Regions from separate parts of the Homo sapiens genome. Here region 2 is linked to region 1. Evidence: read pairs that join two places in POLR2A ChIA-PET (ENCODE). Cell type or tissue: OCI-LY7. All regions are shown on one strand. Each heading gives the region's core, and the rest is flanking DNA. Links, peaks and the distances in the headings are about the cores only.

What was found. ChIA-PET counts read pairs that join two places held together with the same protein. Peaks named below come from ENCODE experiments on the same cell type or tissue, not always from the same donor. Only the 100,000 strongest peaks of a DNase experiment are listed, where the experiment ranks them.
Region 2: POLR2A ChIA-PET joins it to region 1 with 5 read pairs; 2 of 35 experiments call an interaction of 5 or more read pairs at or near these places.

The regions. Positions count from the first base shown.
Region 1 is chr5:133,990,415-133,994,809 of GRCh38, reverse strand. It overlaps VDAC1 (voltage dependent anion channel 1), which reads left to right. Exons shown (of 9, transcript NM_003374.3): 2 at 1,792-1,864; 3 at 2,455-2,504; 4 at 3,656-3,808; 5 at 3,903-3,955. The coding sequence starts at 1,798. Among named protein-coding and RNA genes, the nearest start is that of VDAC1, 12 kb to the left of the region's middle. In OCI-LY7, for the core only: no CTCF peak of the experiment used is centred there; a DNase peak (open chromatin) is centred at 2,239; H3K27ac peaks cover 604 bases.
Region 2 is chr5:133,926,879-133,931,273 of GRCh38, reverse strand. It overlaps LOC105379182 (a long non-coding RNA gene), which reads left to right. Exons shown (of 5, transcript XR_948797.3): 4 at 2,337-2,474; 5 at 3,265-4,395. Among named protein-coding and RNA genes, the nearest start is that of WSPAR, 15 kb to the right of the region's middle. RefSeq lists a silencer at 501-580 and enhancers at 801-950, 2,534-2,583. In OCI-LY7, for the core only: no CTCF peak of the experiment used is centred there; DNase peaks (open chromatin) are centred at 2,463 and 4,076; H3K4me3 peaks cover 353 bases; H3K27ac peaks cover 2,868 bases.

The DNA.
Region 1 (4,395 bases), core at 282-4,281:
AGGCATAGCACTGAAGAGGGGTACTTGGTTCACTGATGGTTTGTTAACCCTGTCGGGTGGAGAATGTTCTGGGCCCGTTACTGTTATGTTCTGTGTCTGCCTGGGGTTACATTGCCTCAGCTTTCAATCCAGAGTTGTTCTCCTAGGAAGGTGTCAGGTAAAGGGTATTTCTTGAGGTTCTGGTGGGTGGTTTCCTGGTCTATCCCGGGGGGATGCACCTACAGGGTTAGTTTGGGAGGGAGGAACAAGTGGGGAGAGGGGAGCCCCCAGACTGGAAAGAGCCAGTGGCGGGCAGTGTAAAATGGATCTTCCCCCCTCATCTCTCTACCCTGATACTAATGTGGGCTGACCTGTCCATGGTTTCAGCCTGATCATGTGCAAGAAATAACACAGCAGCGACAAAAATAGGACAGAGTAAACAGCTCGCTGCTCTTCTGTCTGTGCTCTGACACAAAAGTGAGCTGGGATAAAATTAACAAAGCATCTGGAAAAAGTAAAGTAGGACCTGGATCACAACTTCACAATTTAAAATTGTAGAAGTTTATACTGTTTCTTTTACAACATACTCAGTGAGTCTGTGGCCTCCTGCAATGCCTTTGAAGTTAAAGCTTTGGCCAAGAATGCAACTTCCATTGATGATATGGAAGCATATCATGTCATATGACATGCCAGGAGCATGTCATATATGTGTTTATTTGTGTGAATATATATACATGTAACTTCAGATGGTATATATGCAGATGAATTTTGATAATTTAGGTATACTGTATTTTAAAACGAATGGAATGGTCCTTCTGGTTGAGACTAATGATTCTGGGGATGGAGAAGGTGCAGGAGATGAGGCTTTCTCATGCATGACCCCCTCTCCTCCTGGGCAGAGCACACCATGTACAGTCCCAGATTAGGATATTAATCCTGTGTACACAGCATATACAGCATGCCAAAGCAAAGCCTTCCAGGAATGCAGTGTGGTCCTTAGGGCAAAGACTATTTGAGTTACTCTCCTTCCTTGAACACCGAGGTGCTTAATAAATGTTTGTTGATTGACTTAGTGATATGCAGCAATCCCAAGTAGTCCTTTGATGGTTGGTTTTAAAAATAAAGTTACACTGGAGCTCAATAAATATTTGTTTAATGTATTTGGAGGATGTATTTGGGTTTTTTCCATGTGAAGAGCTGCCAAACTGGTTTGGTTTTACTGTATTCTCTATGAGAAATATGAAGTGGGTTCCCATAAAGTCCAAAAGTTTTGTGAAAAGTTGGGCCCATCCTGGCATATAGTAGGTACTCCATAAATATTTGTTGAATGAATGAAATCAGAGCCACATGGAAAATGATGTTCCCATGAAAAGCTCTGATTTCTATTCGGTACATTTAATGTCCTAGTAGCTGACATTTTGTAAGATGATATGTTTTATTGGCAACAGTCCTACAATTCAGTAAAGTCACTGGCTCATGGGAATGTGTCTTTGACAGTTTATTCATTAAGCAAATATTTCCTGACTCCTACTCTGTTCTGGGCCTGGGCTCAGTCCTGGGGATGCTGAGGAGGAGAGGTCTAAATTGTTGATCATCTGTCAACAAAGACTCATTGAGTGTCTCAAGCTCTGGCCACAAAATGAAGGACAAGACAGCAAGGGCTTCTTGGCCCATCTGGGAGGATAAGCTACCTGGTAGTCTTAGTGCTAGGTGATTTTTATTGGTTGCTAATTACATCTAATAATTGTTATTGATGGAAAGCTAATTTCCCTAATTATCAATGCATTTATTCTGGTGATTCTTTTATCATAGCAGAAGATGGCTGTGCCACCCACGTATGCCGATCTTGGCAAATCTGCCAGGGATGTCTTCACCAAGGGCTATGGTGAGTGTTGCAGAGAGGGGGTGCCTTTCAGCTCACAGACTGAGTTGGCATGTTTGAGACTTTACCGATAACTGTTTAGGAGACCTGGGTAGGTCAGCTGTTCTGAACTTTCACGTGAGGGAAAAAAGAAGCTTTCATTTGTGTGGCAATTGTAGCAACTTTGGTTGTGCACCCAGTTGGACAGGCTCCTGCATTGGTGCTGTCAAGTGGGTATTCTTGTTTTCTTTTCCAAGTGTGGAGCAGCCCTGTGGAAGCTGCTGCAGTGGAGCGCGGCTTCTATATTTAGCCTGTGCTTAGGCACATGCCCACGAGGCCCAGTAACTGTGTCTTTGCCAGCTGTCAGGTGTCTTCTTATCAGACCCTGCTGGGAGTGCAGGTGGGACCCAGGTGGGGGTGCCCATTCTGTCTGCTGCTGTTCCATGGCAGCTGAGAGCTCCCCCCACGAGCAGCAGCAGAGACTGGGTGCCCTCAGCCCCTGTGGCAGGAGTGTGCTTCTTTTTAAAAAAGCATCCTGAAGCAACCATGAGGGAGGCAGAGGTGCTGTTCTCTAGTTATTTAACCTATTGACAGTTGTCTTCTTCTTTCTTTAGGATTTGGCTTAATAAAGCTTGATTTGAAAACAAAATCTGAGAATGGATTGGTAAGTTGTCCAACCCACATGGAACATGAGTATTTATTTATTTTTATTTTATTTTATTTATTTATTTTTGAGATGGAGTTTTGCTCTTGTCGCCCAGGCTGGAGTACAATGGCGTGATCTCAGCTCACCACAACCTCCACTTCTTGGGTTCAAGCGATTCTCCTACCTCAGCCTACCGAGTAGCTGGGATTACAGGCACCCGCCACCATGCTCGGCTAATTTTGTATTTTTAATAGAGACGGGGTTTTTCCATGTTGGTCAGGCTGGTCTTGAACTCCCGACTTCAGGTGATCCGCCCACCTTGGCCTCCCAAAGTGCTGGAATTATAGGCATGAGCCACTGCGCCTGGCTTATTTTTATTTTTAAAAAAGATTTTAGATTCAGGGTGTACATGTGCAGGTTTGTTACATGGATGTATTGTGTAATGGTGAGGTTTGGGCTTCTAGTGTACCCATTACCCAAATAGTGACCATTGTATGGAACGTGGGAATTTGTTGTAGATCAACAAATAACTGTCGTGACCTGGCCCGCAAAGCCAAAAGAAGGTACTTTTTTTTTTTTATTCTGGCAGTTTTTGTGGTTTTCACATTCATTCCATTTTCTGCATGATGGGTGGTCCAGGGGAACCATGCCAGTAGGCCCCCAGTTCAGCAGCGGGTAATAGAGGAGAATGGGTCAGGTCTCAGTTTTAGTTTTCCTTGTGCTTCTTATTTTCAAATTCACCTGCATTCAACCACATAAGTGTTTTTAAAGTAATCTTAGTAGTCCCTTTGAAATTATGTGTGCAGTAATTGTTGGAAGAAAGAAGTTTTGGGTTTGAATTACCGCTGTGTCAGCTTTAGCTCAGTGCTTTTTCTCTGTACTGCCCTGGAGCCAGGATGGAAGGGAGATGCTTTCCTGTCCAGACTGAAGAGTTACAGGGAGGAAGGAAGCTGTCTGCTGACAACAAATTCCCCATAAGATTTCTTTACATAGCAGGCTCCTTTACTCCCATCTGTACTTTAAATATCTATTTGAATTGTAGAGTTAGCCTTGGCCCCCCCACATTCAGGGTCTTGCCTCTTGCAGAAAGGCAAGTATAGTGTTTAGGAGTGAAGTGAAGCCAAGTGAGTGCTATGGTGCAGGCTGTGACTCTTCTCTCTCCTTTGAAGGAATTTACAAGCTCAGGCTCAGCCAACACTGAGACCACCAAAGTGACGGGCAGTCTGGAAACCAAGTACAGATGGACTGAGTACGGCCTGACGTTTACAGAGAAATGGAATACCGACAATACACTAGGCACCGAGATTACTGTGGAAGATCAGGTAATGGCTGCTGTGAAAAGATGTGGATTTATTAATTCGCATCTGCCAGCCTGCCTTGTGACTAAATCTAGTGGCAAATTTCTTTTCTGTTCAGCTTGCACGTGGACTGAAGCTGACCTTCGATTCATCCTTCTCACCTAACACTGGGTAAGAGTTTCATCTGTTTTCTCCACAAGGATGTTCTCTGATGTTGCAGGTGGTGGAAGCCCTTTGTGACAAAATGTTTTGGGGGCTGACAGCACCTAAAATATGGTCTCCGAGACCTGGCGATTTAAGTCCTCTGGTTTTGATTTGGTCCCAGGGGTCGTATCCACATCTATGCACTAACAGACTATGCTATAATGAGCACTTCCTAATTCAGGACTGGTGTTTACCCAACAAACGATTTCTAAGTGCCACCTGTGCTTGGCCCTGTGCCCATCTGGAGATCTAAGGGTGCCCAGGCCATGATTGTTACCCGCCAAGGAGCTCACTTTCTAATAGAGGATTCAGACCAGTGTTTAGCCGTGTTTTGTAATAAGATTCTGCATTTTGTTAGTGTTCTCCTAGTTTCTGCCATGGAGGTTGCAGGATTTCTGTTCAGTAAT
Region 2 (4,395 bases), core at 159-4,158, 63 kb after region 1:
GAAACACCACCTACTCATTTTTCCCCCTAACTATAAAAGCAATTCGTCTTAGAAAATTTAGAAAATATGGAAGAATGCAAAGACGACCAGACTTACCCAGAACCCCACCACCCAGGAGGAAGCACTATTGCCATTCGGGTCTCTTTCCCTCCAGTCATGATTTTGCCTGTTTAGTGATGAATATATGCAGTTTACAGGATGAGGGTTCCACTGTAGAGAGAGTTCTGTTTGCTGCCTTTTGTTTAATAGCTGCACAATATTCTCCTGCATGGATCTGCTATCATACATTTCCCCTTTTTTGGGCTATTTGGGTTGTTTCCAGTTTTTTTTTTTTTTTTTTTTTTTTGCTATTATTAGTAATGCTGCTGGAAACGTCCTTGCATATTGGTCTTTATGTATGTCTCTGATAACGTGATTTGTCACGAGTCACTGTGCAAAGACCCAGCTTGGGTATAAGGAGGTGTCCCAACCCAGAGCTCCAAAGTTAGACACAAACACCCATTTTCAGAGCTCTTGTCCCTTTAGCGAGGGTGTAGTGTGCGCCAGATTAGAGCTAACCTTCTCTTTACCTGCCTGAATTACCTGCCTGAAGGGTTCAAGTCTTCCCCACAACCCTTTAAGGTGACAGTATTTCTGCCCCTGGTTGACAGACAAGGGAACTGAGGCACAGATAGAGGCTAACTACTTGCCCAAGATCCCATAGTCAGTGGCAATGCTGGAACTTAAAACAAACAAAAGCAAACCACCCACCGCAGTGCAGGGACGGCGGCTCTGACACAAACGTAAATCATATCGTCACTAGCTGACTCCCACATGCCCGTTCGCGTTTTCACTTTCTCTGCTGCTTGGGTTTTCCACACCCCATCTTCCGGGTGGGTGTCTGAACACTTCCAATTCAGGACTGTTGAGCCTGACACTTCCTCTGCATTCGCTTGGCTCAAAGCTCCTGTCCACCTCCATCCACCACATCTGAAACTTTGAGAAGGGAGCTTCAAAATGTCATTGGAGCTGGAACAGCACATTTGCTGGTGGGGGACCCTGCTGTGACTCACTGCTGGGCTCAGAGCCACTGGAAACATTTCTCTTGGTAAGGAGGCCAATGTGGCCAGCAGAGCTTTACAGGCCCAAGGCCCTGCCTGAGCTACCTCAGAAGAGAGGAGGCACCGTGTAGTGCTTCCAGAACGCCTCCCACGGTCTCTCAGCGGAGTGGGGACCCACGGATGTGCTGAGGAGAGAGATCCAGACTGTGGGTGACACATGCAAATGCCCAGTTGCCACATACGCTGGACTCTTCCCAGTTCCAGGAGCCTGCAAAGCTCCTGAGCCTGTCTTTCCAGAATGTTCTTCCAGCCAAAGTCTAAGGTGCTGATGAGGAAAAAGCAGAGTAAGACTGTGATGATGCTGGAGAATGTGTACCCATACTGGAGGCAGTATGGGGACTGTCGTGGGTTGACCTGTGCCATCCAAAAGACATGTTACAGTCTTAGCCCCATTATTTCAGAATGTGACTTTATTTGAAAATAGGGTCTTTACAGATGAGGTTTGTTAAAATAAGGTAACACTGGATTAGGGTGGGCCCTAAATCAACGGCTGGTGTCCTTATAAGAAGGCCATGTGACAATGGAGGTGGAGATTGGTGAGATCCAGAAGCGAGGAGACGCAGGGAATTGATTCTACCTGGAGCCTTCAGAGGGAACATGGTTCTGCAGATACTGTGATTTTGGACTTGGCCTCCAGAACTGAGAGAATACCTTTCTTTTGTTTAAAGCCACCCAGGTTATGAACACTAATATAGGGGGTGAATTGGAGGGCTTGGCCCACCCGGAGGCACTAGATTCCATTCCTAGAGGCTGGAACGATGTCCTCAAAAGAGGAAGGAAGGGTTAGGACAGGATTTTCAATCCAAAAGTCCAAGTAGAAGGAAACATATTCGAAGCTTGGCCCTTAAGTCTGTGATCTTGGCCTTCTCAATGGTCTGTCCCTGGGGCCTCCCCAGTTTGGTCAGGCTCTGGGGCCTGTGTGGGCCCGACAGTGCATATCCTCTGTGTGAGGACTGGTCTGGCTGAGAAGTTTCTGTGTGTTATGGGATCAAAACTGAGATTGGACTTTGTACGTCCAAGCCAGAAAGTAGAAAGTGATTTCCTTTAAATCATCTTAAAAAGTTTCTGACTAGAATTTTAAGTCTGTTTATCAGCACAAGGGACTCTATATCACTCTCTACCACCCCCTATTTCTCTATTTTAACTGGAAGATAAAAATAGTTAATCAGAGAGTCAGAGTTGAATGGGGAAAGTACCTGATTCTCACATTCTTTCCTTTTTCTCTCATTCACAAAGTGAATTTGGAGATAGGGAGCAGCTGGCTGAGGGAGGAGCGCCCCAGCATCTGTATTGATGGAGAAGAAACCCGGCTGGGTCCATGGGGACCCACAGCTGCCACCATCAAAGCCTCATCCAGCATAGGCCGGAGCAAGGGTAAAAGCTTATTTGCGGGGAGCTGAACTTCCCCTTCCCCAAAGCCAGACAGCAACCTGAGTGACCCGGTTCAGAGTGGAAGCCTGAATCCTCCCCTCCTTTCTCTTATTTGTCATTATTTAAAAATCCTTCAGTCCCCTTCAGGGCTCAGATCTTATTGCTGTTGATTCCCGCCCCCTCCCCCTTTTTTTTTTTGAGACAGGGTCTCACTCTGTCACCCAGGCTGGAGTGCAGTGGCATGATCTCAGCTCACTGCAACTCTGCCTCCTGGGTTCAAGCTTTTCCCACCTCAGCCTCCCGAGTCGCTGGGATTACAGGCACGTGCCACCATGCCCAGCTAATTTTTTGTATTTTTAGTAGAGATGAGGTTTCACTATGTTGGACAGGCTGGTCTTGAACTCCTGACCTCAGGTGATCCACCCACCTCGGCCTCTCAAGGTGCTGGGATTACAAGCATGAGCCACCACGCCTGGCCCCCGATGTCCATTTTTTATGCAAATGGTTGTTTATTATGTCTGCTCACAGCCCCAGGAGGACAGGGATTTTGTTCCTTTTGTTCACTGCTGTGTCCTCAGTGCGTAGAATGTGCTTGGCGCATAGTGGGTGCTCAGAAAATATTTATCGAATCAATTAATCTGAAAAAGATTGCTGCTTTGCGGAGACACGTGCTGACTGTAATCTCAAATCCACGTGGAAGGAGACAGAGAGGGAGGGCACACACTTTTTTCCTTGAAAGTGAAGAAGAATCCAAACCACATATTCACAGTGCCTGTGCCTGTAATTTCTCCAGAATACCTTTACAGGTATAAAGTGCTGGAGTCGGCGTTATGATCACCGTGTCACTGATGGGAAACGGAGCCTGCGTGGAGTGAAATAACTTGCTCATAGTGACACAGCACTGGGCCAGGAACCCTGCTGTCCTGCCTGGAGTCCATGTCCCATGCCCTGGATCAGTGTGGACTGTAAAAGTGGTATTTATTAATTTATATTTGAATCATGGCATTGAAAAAGAAAACCGGCTGATCCAGCATTTTCCAAAATGTATCCTAAGACTCTAGGTCCTCAAGATCCTTTGTGAAAAATCTGCAAACTTTTGTTCCTCCCACAGAGGATGTAGGGGAAGGATCTATCAGGATCCTGATAGATCCACACACATCTATCAGGATCTCTAAGTCCTACAGGAAGGGGGCCCATTTAACTTCATCGAGTCCTGTGTTTTCCTCTGGTTTTGAACTTTAGGAGGCCGCCCCCTTCCCTCCCTTTCTCCCTCCTTCTTTCCTTTCTAGTAGTAAACATCCTGCAGTGGGAAATTTGGATGCCATCCAATTCCTTGGTATCTTCCTTACAAGGAAGACCCTCATTCACCATTTTCAGACGATGGCATGGAGGGGAGAAGGGCCTAGGGCTGAAACCTCACTGCTAAAGACTCAGGCCTGGCAACAAAACCCTCCTGGGCTCTTGTGCTGGCTGGTCCTCTTGGGAAGGATGGCTGGGCTCTAGAGGGGTGGGTGCCTGGGGTGTCGCTAGCAGGATGGGCGTTCTGGGGGAAGGAGCCAACTCCCATAGCTGGCAGCTGCCCTCCTGGAGCTGAGTGGAACAGTCTGTGGTTAATTATTTGCTTCTCCTGAACAGCGCTGCCTACCCCGACCCGCAGCTCCCTGAGCCTGATTACATTACCCCTTCCAGGCAGATTTATCTCAAACTTGTTTGATGCCTCTCCAAAGAGCTCCATCTGGTTCCCTCACTATTCCTGACAGGTGGCTAACACAGCTCTCTGAAGCCCCCCAAACACCAGGAAGCATCTTCTACAGAACTGACTTGGCTGTTATGTCACATTGCTGTCTCCCCATCGTGTATTTGCTACAACCACAGACATTTGTATGGAAATGGAATCAGTGTTTGTAAGGGCTCATCTGCTCAG